Regions from separate parts of the Homo sapiens genome. Here region 1 is linked to region 2. Evidence: read pairs that join two places in POLR2A ChIA-PET (ENCODE). Cell type or tissue: CD4-positive, alpha-beta T cell. All regions are shown on one strand. Links, peaks and the distances in the headings refer to the core of each region. The heading gives the core; the rest is flanking DNA. Region 1 overlaps LOC285819 (a long non-coding RNA gene). Region 2 holds the start of TRY-GTA1-1 (tRNA-Tyr (anticodon GTA) 1-1).

Region 1 (5,380 bases), core at 53-5,052, 95 kb after region 2:
AGAAGAATGAGGGTGAGCAGACATCTGGGCAAGCCGGAGTTTGGGAAAACTGCCATCTTCGACCTTTCTGGAGCAGCAAGATACTGGTGTGAGTCTGTCAGGAGCTTCAGCCTAGCTGATGAATAGACAGGAGAGAGCGATGGGCTCTACAGACCCGCTCAGCAGTTCTTTCCAACTTGGAGTGCTCTGGTCATTTGCATCTGAATCCTGCTGTGTCTTCTCTCCAGTGGAGATTTTCAAACCAGGCTGCCATCAGCACCCACTCACCACCCTAAGTTTGGTAAATGATATATAAAGCTTCAAACTGGCCCTACAACTCAAAAGGAGACATAGGAGAAGGGAGGCGTTCATGGGTTGCATATAAATGAGCACAGTTTGAAATCACTACACTAAAAAAAAATCTTTCAACTATAATAATATGTTATTTACTTTCAGCAATGAGTCAGTCAGGAATTTAGCCCAGGAAATCAACAGAAAAATAGACTCCTCCCTCCCCTGAGATGCTGCCTGCACTGGATTCATGTAAATTTAAATATAAATTTAGATTGATGTTCTTTCACCATCCTCCCCCATTATCCTTCTCTCACTTCAATCATAAATGCTCTTCTGTTTGCATCATAAATTTTTCCCCTCAATCCAGTACATTTTTCTTTTTTCCTTGTATTTATTTTATTTTATTTTAATTTTTTAGAGATGAAGTCTCACTATGTTTCCCAGTCTGATCTTGAACTTTTGGGCTCAAGTGATCCTCCCAACTCAGCCTCTCAAAGTGCTGAAATTACAGGCGTGAGCCACTATGCCCTGCTGATCCTGTACATTTTTTGAGTTCATTGTACCAATAGTTCCTCCATTAGCTTGGTTAAACATTCACAAAACAAAACAAAATGCCCCCAAATGTGACAGCTGAGTCCTTGTAGGAAAAAATCCTTAAGTGAAGCTTAGTATCCTGGGGTTCATTGCATATTCATATATACATACTTGGGGACCCATGCACTAAAAAGACAGACTCCTTTTGTTTACAATAATTCAGCCTTTGCTGTTAAGGTGATTAAGGCAAGTAGGTGTGGGTGGAGAGATAGTGACAAAGGAAGTGAACTAGAGGAATAAAGATCAAAAGATGGGAGGAGGTCACTAGGTCACAGTTAAGCAAGGGCAAGCAGGCAGGAACCAGCCCTGTTGCACTGGTGTACTTGGTCACCTGGGCAGGGTGTTGACGGGCTGTTGTGGGGATGTTGGGGACATCTAGAAAATATGGAGTTGAAAATTTACAATATACATATGAATCTTTAAGGCACATCTCTTTTTAGAACCTTTTGGAATATGTTCCTAAACATAACCAGGAGATATTTTAGGAGTCTTTTCGTCTCCTGGCTGGGGGCAGTGGCTCATGCCTGTAATCACAGCACTTTGGGAGGCCAAGGTGGGTGGATCACTTGAGGTCAGGAGTTCAGTACCAGCCTGGCCGGCCAGCCTGGCCAACATGGTGAAACCCCGTCTCTATTAAAAATACAAAAAATTTGCCAGGTGTGGTGGCGTATGCCTGTATTCCCAGCTACTCCGGAGGCTGAGGCCAGAGAATTGCTTGGCTGGGAAGGTGGATGCTGCAGTGAGCCGAGATTGTGTCACTGCACTCCAGCCTGGGCAACAGTGAGACTCTGACAAAAAAAAAAAAAAGGAGTCTTTGCTCCTTTCTGACTGTAATTAGTTCCTAAGAACATGCAGTTGGAAGGTTTCTCTATTCAGGTTGTCCCTCTTCAGCCAAATCTCAGCCTCTTCAGGTCCTTACTCTTTGCATTCTACCCTCTCCATCCTCACCCCTTTCTCTGTGCCAGTTCCCCTCTCAGCTTTTCAGTCCCTTTTCTTCCAGGCCTTGTAGCCCTGGCTCTAAGCAATTTTCCCCACTTACTCCTTAATATTCCTATCTGAAAATCATAGCCCACAAAAAAAGGTAATCAATAGTTTTCTGTTGTTAATAAAAACTTTAGACAAATTAAATTTAGCAGGGTTTAATTTGAACAAAGAACAATTTGCAAACCATCAGAACGATCGGGCAGCCATCAGAGAGGTTCAGTGAGCTCCATTCCACAAGGGAAGTGACACACAGAAACAGCTTAATTGGTTACAGCTCAGAGTTGGCCTTATTTGAACATAGTCTGATCACTTGGCTGCAGGGTTGACTGCCGCCGACTGAAGTTCGGCTACTGGGATTGGCTGAGACTCAGCTATTTGTTACAAAAGTATACTCCCATGCCTTAAGCTTTCAGTTAGTTTACATACTAAGTTAGGTTGCAGTTCATTATTTAAGGGCTCAAGAGCCATCCCTCAGGCTAAATGTATACATATCTCATACCAAATTTAGTTTAATTTAACACAATTATTTCTGCTTTAGTTAAGATTCTCTGATCCAGAATAAAGGAAAAGAAAGCATGTGCTGTACACTCGGTCCGAGAAACACTAAGAGAATCCTCTTTGTAGGAATTCGTGTTTTGATTGGCTCAGAGGTACCATTTCTCATCAGTTGCTGGGCAGAAGCCACTGGGGACGGTTAGAATGAAAACTGAAACGATATTGAATTGTACACATTGACGAAAAGTTTCAGCCCTACCTCTCAAAGTGTTTGCAGCTCTCTGTGTTTACATATTTGAATCATTAATGTGTGTGTTACGTGTACAATCAGTGTTTCTTCACATTCAGCTGTCTTTTATATCATAACAGAAATATCAGGAGAACTGAGTGGAAAAATGAAAAGATTTTAAGAAGAGAAGATAGGTATTAATTAAAATGATACTGTGGCAGTTTGCAGACATCCCCTTGCATGTAATTGTTACATGGAGGATATTATCATCTTTTGTTTTGGATATTATCATCTTTTACCACAGAGCCAAATGAAAGTATGAACATAATGAAAACTAGATCTATTGCATCTATTTTAGTACCTCCAAAATTCAGGTCTCAGATCCATTACCGAATTATAGAATTTTCTGGTATCCAGAGTTAGTGCTGTCTATAACTGCATATTTTATATTTTTCACAAAATTATTTTGGGTGTGACTGAAGCTTTCTTCACCTCTTGCTCCTTATTTGTGCCATACTGTATTTTCATGTGTATTTGTTTCTCACTCTGACAATGAAATATGTTCTAAGGTTAACCTTTGGGTAGACTGTGGGGGATGTCTTTGTAAGGGGTCCTTGCTACAAACCTTGGGACCTAGTGATAGCAGACAGGAGGCAGTCAGATGCCTAGGCAGGTAGCAATGGGTCCCCAGTGATACCCCACCTCCAAGCTGAAGACAGTTTAAAGCCTGAAAGCCAAACTACAAGGTAAATCCTCAGCCCAAATTGAGAACTTGTTGAGAACTTGTCTTCCTGTTTGGTGCACTTTCCTCTGATTGGTCCCCACCCTTCAACTACTTTCCATATACCCACACTTTCCTAATTGTTTTTTTACACTGTTGTGGCCATCTTTGAGTGGTGTCTTCACTTTAACCTTTTTTGCATACTCACAAACCATTCAGCACACACTTCCCATTCTGAGTCCATAAAACAGGCCTGGACCCAGCCACACAGGGGGAGCTTTCCTGCCTTCAGGTAGGGGTGCCAGCATCCCCTCTCTGCTGAGAGCTGTTCAGTCGCTTGATAAAATTCTTCTCAGCCCTCCTCACCCTTCAACGTCTAGTGTATCCTCATTCTTCTTGGGCATGGTACAAGAGCTCAGGAACTGCTGAACGTGGGTATAAGCTATAACACAGGTGAGCTGGGGCATGCCAGTTTAGCCAAGCGAGGCTTGGGTGGGGTGTTGCTGGCCAGAGGTCCCCTGCTTGCAAAGTGACAAATAAAAATCCTGTATCACTAGCACTTGCAACTTTAGTTGGGTCACAAATAAAATATAAAGGCCTATCATTTGTTTATGTTATAAAACAGACCCTTAAAGTAATTAAAACTCCTAGGACTTAGCTGAAACCTTGGCTGGTAGAAAATGATACTACAACAGTTTGAATTTAGGCTCTGTGGTAGAGTTGGCTGGCTGCTTGTTCAATAACAGATCTACTTTTCTCAGTAATAAAATCCCATTTTCTTATTGCAAGGTGTCCATCTCATTTGTAGACAGGGGAAGCCAAGGGACTAAGTTTGAGCCAATTGCTTGAGGGTGGAAGTTTATCAGACAGATTATTTAAGGGGAGGCTAAAACAGCTGGTAGACCCTTACACTCCCCTTACTTTCTACTTCCTCTTATCTAGAATATGGACTTTGGAGCTGGGCAGCCCTTTTGTGACCATGAGGCAACATTGAAGATGCAAGCCACATGCTAAGACAGAAGAAAATAAAGACAGAACTAAGCTGGGGCATGTATGACATTTCAAGCTCTCAGATCAGCCCTTGATGGCCACCATCCATATTTATTGACATGAAAAGAAGTCCTCATTTTGTCAAAGCCAATGATATTCAGGACTGTTATTAATAACAAAATACAATTCTTCCCTCTACCCACTACAGTGTATCATGAAACTCTTCAAACATATAGGAAAGTTGAGTATGGAATCTCTATCTCCAGCCTTGAGGTCTCACCTGGACTCTTGGTTATTCAATGGACTACTCTGCATCTCCATGTGCATCTCTAATATAGACTCCTCAACCTTAATGTATCCACAACTGAACCTTTGGTTCTGTACCACTCCCGTCTTGCTCCTTGTCTCTCCGTTTCCCCATCTCAGAAATTAACAACTTCATCTTTCCAGTTACTTTTCCTTCCTTCCTTCCTTCCTTCCTTTCCTTCCTTCCTTCTCTCTCTTTTCTTTTTTGAGAGTCTCACTCTGCCACTCAGGCTAGAGTGCAGTGGTGCACTGCAACCTCCACCTTCTGGGTTTTAGTACAGACAGGGTTTTACCATGTTGGCCAGGCTGTTCACGAACTCCTCACCTTAAGTGATCCACCTGCCTTGGCCTCCCAAAGTGCTGGGATGACGGGCGTGAGCCACCGTGCCCGGCCCATCTTTCCAGTTTCTTGGGACAAAAACCAAAGATCTACTTTTCTCCTTTGCCATATGAGGACACATTTAAAAGGCTGTGAACAAGGATGCAGGCTCTTACCAGTTACCAAACTGCTGGTGCCTTGGTCTTACATTTCCCAGCCCCCAGAGTGCAAGAAAAAAAATTTTGGTTGTTTATAAACGACTCAGTCTTGGTATATTTGTCATAGCTGTCTGGGCAGACTAAAACATGCACATAAACAACCCTGTTTTCTGCCTTAACAAATCAGGTATTTAAATATATGTTCCTGATTCTTCCCATAATGTGTCATTTGTAATTTCAGTAATATAATTTCAGACTGTTTAAAAAGCTTTTTGTTCAACCCAGTTTTACAACTGGATTACTGAGTTGTC
Region 2 (5,380 bases), core at 66-5,065:
AGAGCGCTCGCTTAGCATGCGAGAGGTAGCGGGATCGATGCCCGCATTCTCCAGTTTTATGTGGTTTCCTCTCCCACCTTACCCTTTGGCCTTTACTCCTATCTTTCCATGAATATCTTGCTGACACATAAGCAGCTAACAACACACTCCCGTATCATAATGGGGGTGGTCTTTCCTTCAAGCTCAAGATTCTCTCACCACCCATGAAAACCCATCTACTCGGTGGTTCCCTAGTCCTCAGATTGTTCTATCGTAGACAGAGCTGGGTACTTCGAATTTCTCTCACTATTTTCAGTTCTGAGTGTTGGCCTCTGCCAGGTGCATTGGCAAATCTATTATACACTTCGATCATTTATGTATTACATTTTTATCACAGCAGACTGAGGACGTATTACAAATTTTTTTCTTTTCCTTTTTTTTTTTTTTTTTTTTTTTTGAGACAGACTTACTCCGTCGCCCAGTCTGGAGTGCAGTGGCACGATCTCGGCTCACTGCAACCTCCGGCTCCCGGGTTCAAGCGATTCTTGTGCCTCAGCCTCTGGAGTAGCCGGGATTACAGCTGTGCGCCACCACACCGGCACATTTTTAGTAGAGACGGGCTTTCACCTTGTTGGCCAGGCTGGTCTCGAACTCCTAACATCTAGTGATCCACCCGACTCGGCCTCCCAAAGTGCTGGGATTACAGGCGTGGGCCACCGCGCCTGGCCCTGTATCACAAATTTTAAAAGATTTTTAAAATTACATTTTTATTCTTGGAATCTATTTCCTACATGTCCGACCTATTGAGGACCACCTTAAGTTGTTACAATTGTAACAAAGGCACTCCCATTATCTCAATAATATGGTGGATGGGCCAGGCGTGGTGGTTCCCGTCTGTAATCCGAGCACTTTGGGAGGCCGAGGCAGGCTGATCACGAGGTCAGGAGTTCGAGACCAGCCTGGCCAACATGGTGAAACCTCGTCTTTACTAAAAACACAAAAATTGGCCCGACGTGGTTGCGCATGCCTGTAATCCCAGCTACTCCGGAGGCTGAGGCAGGAGAATGGCTTGAAACCGGAAGGCGGAGGTTGCAGTGAGCCGAGATCGGGCCACTGCACTCCAGCCTGGGCAACAAGAGCGAAACTCCGTCTCGAAAAAAATAAATAAAATATATAAAAATAAAATGATGGAGAGCCAAAGGGTATGTAGGTATGTTTGAGGGTTTTTGTTTTGTTTTGTTTTGACGTTCACTCTTCCTCTTCTGAAGTCATCTTGCTATATCTTGCCGGAGGGTGGGGTGGGGGGGTCTGCTGCTGTTACTGGTGCTGGCACATAGGAGGAGAATTGTGACAGAGAATCTATCTGGACTGAAATCTATTGTGCCTTGGCAAGAAGCTTAGTCCAGGACTATTTAACAAATGTTGCATTCAAGCCCCAAACATTACCTTTGAAAATACCTATTTGTTTTGTTTTGTTTTGTTTTGTTTTCTGGCTGGGTGCGGTGGCTTGCGCCTGAAATTCCAGCACTTTGGGAGGCCGAGGTTGGTGGATCAACTGAAGTCAGGAGTTCCAGACCAGCCTGGCCAACATGGTGAAACCCCGTTTCTACCACAAACACAAAAATTAGCCCGGCGTGGTGGCGGACGCCTGTAATCCTAGCTACTCGGGAGACTGAGGCGGGAGAATCTCTCGAATCCGGAAGGTGGAGGTTGCAGTGAGCTGAGATGGAGCCACTGCACTCCAGGCTGGGCGACAGAGCGAGACTCCGTCTCAAAAAACCACAAACAAAAGGCCATTTTTCTTTTGCCCCCAACCAGCTTTCAAAAAGCAAGTTCATGGGGGAGCTATCAGTTTAGATCCATCTCCAGCCCTTAATAGGAGTGGCTTCCAATGCGTTTTGGGCAGGGCTCTCCAACCACCACCCTAATTCAATAAGCCTGGGCTTCTGTGTTTTTTGTTAGTTTTCCAGGTGGTTCTGATATCCAAGTTTGAGAATTATTTTCATAAAGAATAAAAGTTTGGAAACATGGGAAGGAACATACAAGAAATTACCAGGCACAAAATCCTCAGAAAACGCTTCCTTACTTTGATCTAGACAAAGATATTTGTCATTAAGAACTCTTCCATAGGTATCTGGGATCACATTTTTGAGACACAAAAGGGTACAATGGGATTAATATATTGTAATTAGATTGGCACAAAATTAGCAAATATGTACCACTGTTATGCCAGATCTCTACTTTGTGAGCTAATTCCCTATGTGGGTAGGAAATCCTGTCCATTTTTTCCCTTATGTACTATTTTCTCCTAAAATGATTCTCTTCTACCAGTGTTTTTCAAAACTTGCAGTACAGGAAAGTCAGCTGGTGAGCTTTTGAAACTACAATACCTGAATCTTACCTCCAAAGAAACCCAAGCATAGATGCTTTGTAAAATCTCCCCAGGTGATTCTAATATCGACCACATATTCTCTGCTAGGGTCGAAAGACACCACCATGACAATTAAAAGGAGAAGGGGGAATAGAACTCCTGAATTTCATCCCGGCTTCAGATGTATAGGGTTCAGACGCTAGTGGTTCAGCTTGTAACTGACTCGCAACGATTCAGAACTCTGAACACCAGGGCACGCGCGTGCCCCACCAATTACCAGTTGCTCCGAGTAATTCCCACCAGCCGCCCCTTTCCCCCGGCTGTGGATCCGGGGTTGAGGGGTGGAGACGCCTCTGTGGATCTCTAGCCCAGTGGACCAGTGTCTGATTCACTTCCTCAGTGCCCAGGGCTTCTAAGAGGGTTGGATTATACGAATTATAGGGATGAAGTCTTGATGGCGCGTGTTAAAAATTGTTACGGAGAATAATAAAAAATTAAAGAGATTCACTGCACATCCAGAATAGTTTTAAATAGATTCTTATCGAGGATATGTATAAGTGAAATACGCATTTCTGAGAATGAATTTTAAAACTTACGCAAAAAAAAAAAATTGTGAACTCCTTCGAGCCGGATTCGAACCAGCGACCTAAGGATGTCTAAGGACACAGCCAACTACAGTCCTCCGCTCTACCAACTGAGCTATCGAAGGATTCACACGACTTTCACTTCCCGCTGGGGATGCCATCTCTGCGGAAGGTTGGGCAATCGTGGATGCTTGTCGTCCTGTTTACCTGCGTCGTTGATGTTCTTTTGACATCCACTACCCCTTCGGAACTGACTGATATTCAGAGGCCCTTTTCTCTGAAACAGGGAGAAAACGGGAGCACCACCCTCACTAGTTTACAAAAAGAAACATAAAATGTTAAGGAGGCACAAGGAACTGATAAGAATTTAGCAATGACCATCTTTTGTTGTGATGAATGCATTATATAACCAATTTTAACCTCTACCTAAAAATAGAATTTGAAACACTTTAACAATGCAATTTTAATGGGATTTTATTGAGATAACTGACAGGAGGAAGAGAAGGAAGAGCAGGCTAAATAATGCAACTTCGAAAGCATAATAATTTTTTTTTTTTTTTTGAGACAGAGTCTCGCTCTGTCGCCTGGGCTGGAGTGCAGTGGCGCGATATCGGCTCACTGCAACCTCCGCTTCCCAGGTTCGAGCGATTCTCCCGTTCTCCCGCCTCAGCCTTCGAGCAGCTGGGATTACAAACGCAAGCCACCACGCCCGCCTAATTTTTATATTTTTAGTAGAGTTGTGATTTTTGCCATGTTGGCCAGGCTGGTCTCGAACTCTTGGCCTCAAGTGATCCGCCCGTTTTGGCCTTCTAAAGCCCTAGGATCATAGGCGTGAGCCCACAGCAGCTGGCCATCACATTAATTCTTAACTCAGCAAAAACCTATCCATGGGTGTGCTAAAATGATACATTTTTAAATGATTAACACAAGGTAATATCATTTCAAATATTAGTTTTGCAAAGTGTAAGATTCTTGTCTAGCTTTCTATGACTCTGAAGCTCAGAATAGCTATTATCCTCCCTTGTTAATGAAAAAATCCACTTGTGGTGGAATCTGGCATCCGAAATCTGTTTCATTATGGCCCGGCGCGGTGACTTACCTCTGTAATCCCAGGACTTCAGCAGGCCGAGACGGGGAGATCACCTGAGGTCAGGAGTTCGAGACCAACCTGGCCAAAATGGTGACACCCCTGTCTCTGTTAAAACTACAAGAATCAGCCGGGCGTGGTGGTGGTGGGCGCCTGTAATCCCAGCTACTCGGGAGGCCGAGGCAGGAGAATCACTGCAACCTAGGAGGCAGAGGTTGCAGTGAGCAGATATGTTGCCACCGCACTCCAGCCACTCCACAGAGCAAGACTCCGTCTCAAAAAAAAAAAAAAAAAAAAAAAAAAGAAAAGAGAAAAAAAAATCTGTTTCATTCTTTTTCATGTTCCATTAAAGATAATTACCTTGTCATATAATGAAACATGCACAGGGCAAATGATCCTTCTTGTGCAAGTAGGCCATTGAGCCCAATGTTCACTCCTTTATGGCACACAGATTTTTTTTTTCTTTTCTGAACAAAAATTGAAAGTACATTTAACTTGGCCATTAATCTCCTCAAGTCCATGAAACATTTATTTGAGTGGGGCGAGTCTCGATGAATTAAATGTAATGTTTTATCTCCTCTCCAACCTCAATTGCCTGAATAAGTTATCCTATTTCACAGATGTATTTACTTTTATACATTTGGTCAAAATACACTTTTCAAACGGTTAAATGCATGATTCATATACGAATATGAAATAAACACTTGTCAAAGGTTTAATTCACTAATGAGGGAATCATCAAGATGGTAAAACTGGTAAAACTGGATCGAAGAATTTATTGATAGTCACTGAAAGAAGCAATGCTGTAAATTAACATTGCTAAGTGAGGTAGAGAACTGGAAACTGCCTTACAGGACAATAAAACTGTACTGTTTCTACAGGACGGAAAATAACTAAATATCAGACGAAGTTCATTTGCATCACCACATCACGACGTTCCCTTACAAAGCTGAAAAACTACCCTAATCAATAAATAGTAAACTAGGCCGGGCTTGGTGGCTCAGGCCTGTAATCTCAGCAGTTTGGGAGCCTGAGGCAGCTAAGTCTCTTGAGACCAGGAGTTCGAGATCAGCCATGGCCAACATGGTGAAACCCTGTTTCTACAAAAAATACAAAAATTAGCGGGTCGTAGTGGTCGGGGGCCTGTAGTCCCAGCTACTGGGACTGGCTGAGGAGGGAGGATCCCATGAGCCAAAGAGTGTGAGGCCACAGTGAGCTATGATTGTGTCACGTCACTGCACTGCAGCCTGAGCGACAGAGCCAGACCCTGTCTCAAAAATAAATAGTAAGCCAAAACAATGGTACATACTCGTGGAGCAGTAATTTCTCTAATGGAGCAATTTTGCCTTCACAACGGTC

The links. Peaks named below come from ENCODE experiments on the same cell type or tissue, not always from the same donor. Only the 100,000 strongest peaks of a DNase experiment are listed, where the experiment ranks them.
Region 1: POLR2A ChIA-PET joins it to region 2 with 10 read pairs; 14 of 35 experiments call an interaction of 5 or more read pairs at or near these places.

Annotation. Positions count from the first base shown.
Region 1 is chr6:26,471,052-26,476,431 of GRCh38, reverse strand. It overlaps LOC285819 (a long non-coding RNA gene), which reads left to right. Exons shown (of 4, transcript NR_038992.1): 3 at 1-280; 4 at 4,239-4,488. It also overlaps a transcript of BTN2A1 not described here. Among named protein-coding and RNA genes, the nearest start is that of BTN2A1, 16 kb to the right of the region's middle. RefSeq lists an enhancer at 2,548-2,597. In CD4-positive, alpha-beta T cell, for the core only: no CTCF peak of the experiment used is centred there; DNase peaks (open chromatin) are centred at 1,131, 2,181, 2,521 and 3,351; H3K4me3 peaks cover 2,543 bases; H3K27ac peaks cover 4,374 bases.
Region 2 is chr6:26,566,537-26,571,916 of GRCh38, reverse strand. It overlaps TRY-GTA1-1 (tRNA-Tyr (anticodon GTA) 1-1), which reads right to left and starts at 3,059; the gene lies at 2,969-3,059. It overlaps LOC105374988 (a long non-coding RNA gene), which reads right to left and starts at 2,593. Exons shown (of 2, transcript NR_134611.1): 1 at 2,381-2,593. It overlaps TRA-AGC11-1 (tRNA-Ala (anticodon AGC) 11-1), which reads left to right; the gene lies at 1-53. RefSeq lists an enhancer at 2,388-2,517. In CD4-positive, alpha-beta T cell, for the core only: a CTCF peak has its summit at 2,586; DNase peaks (open chromatin) are centred at 1,296, 2,646, 3,086, 3,686 and 2 weaker places; H3K4me3 peaks cover 1,641 bases; H3K27ac peaks cover 769 bases.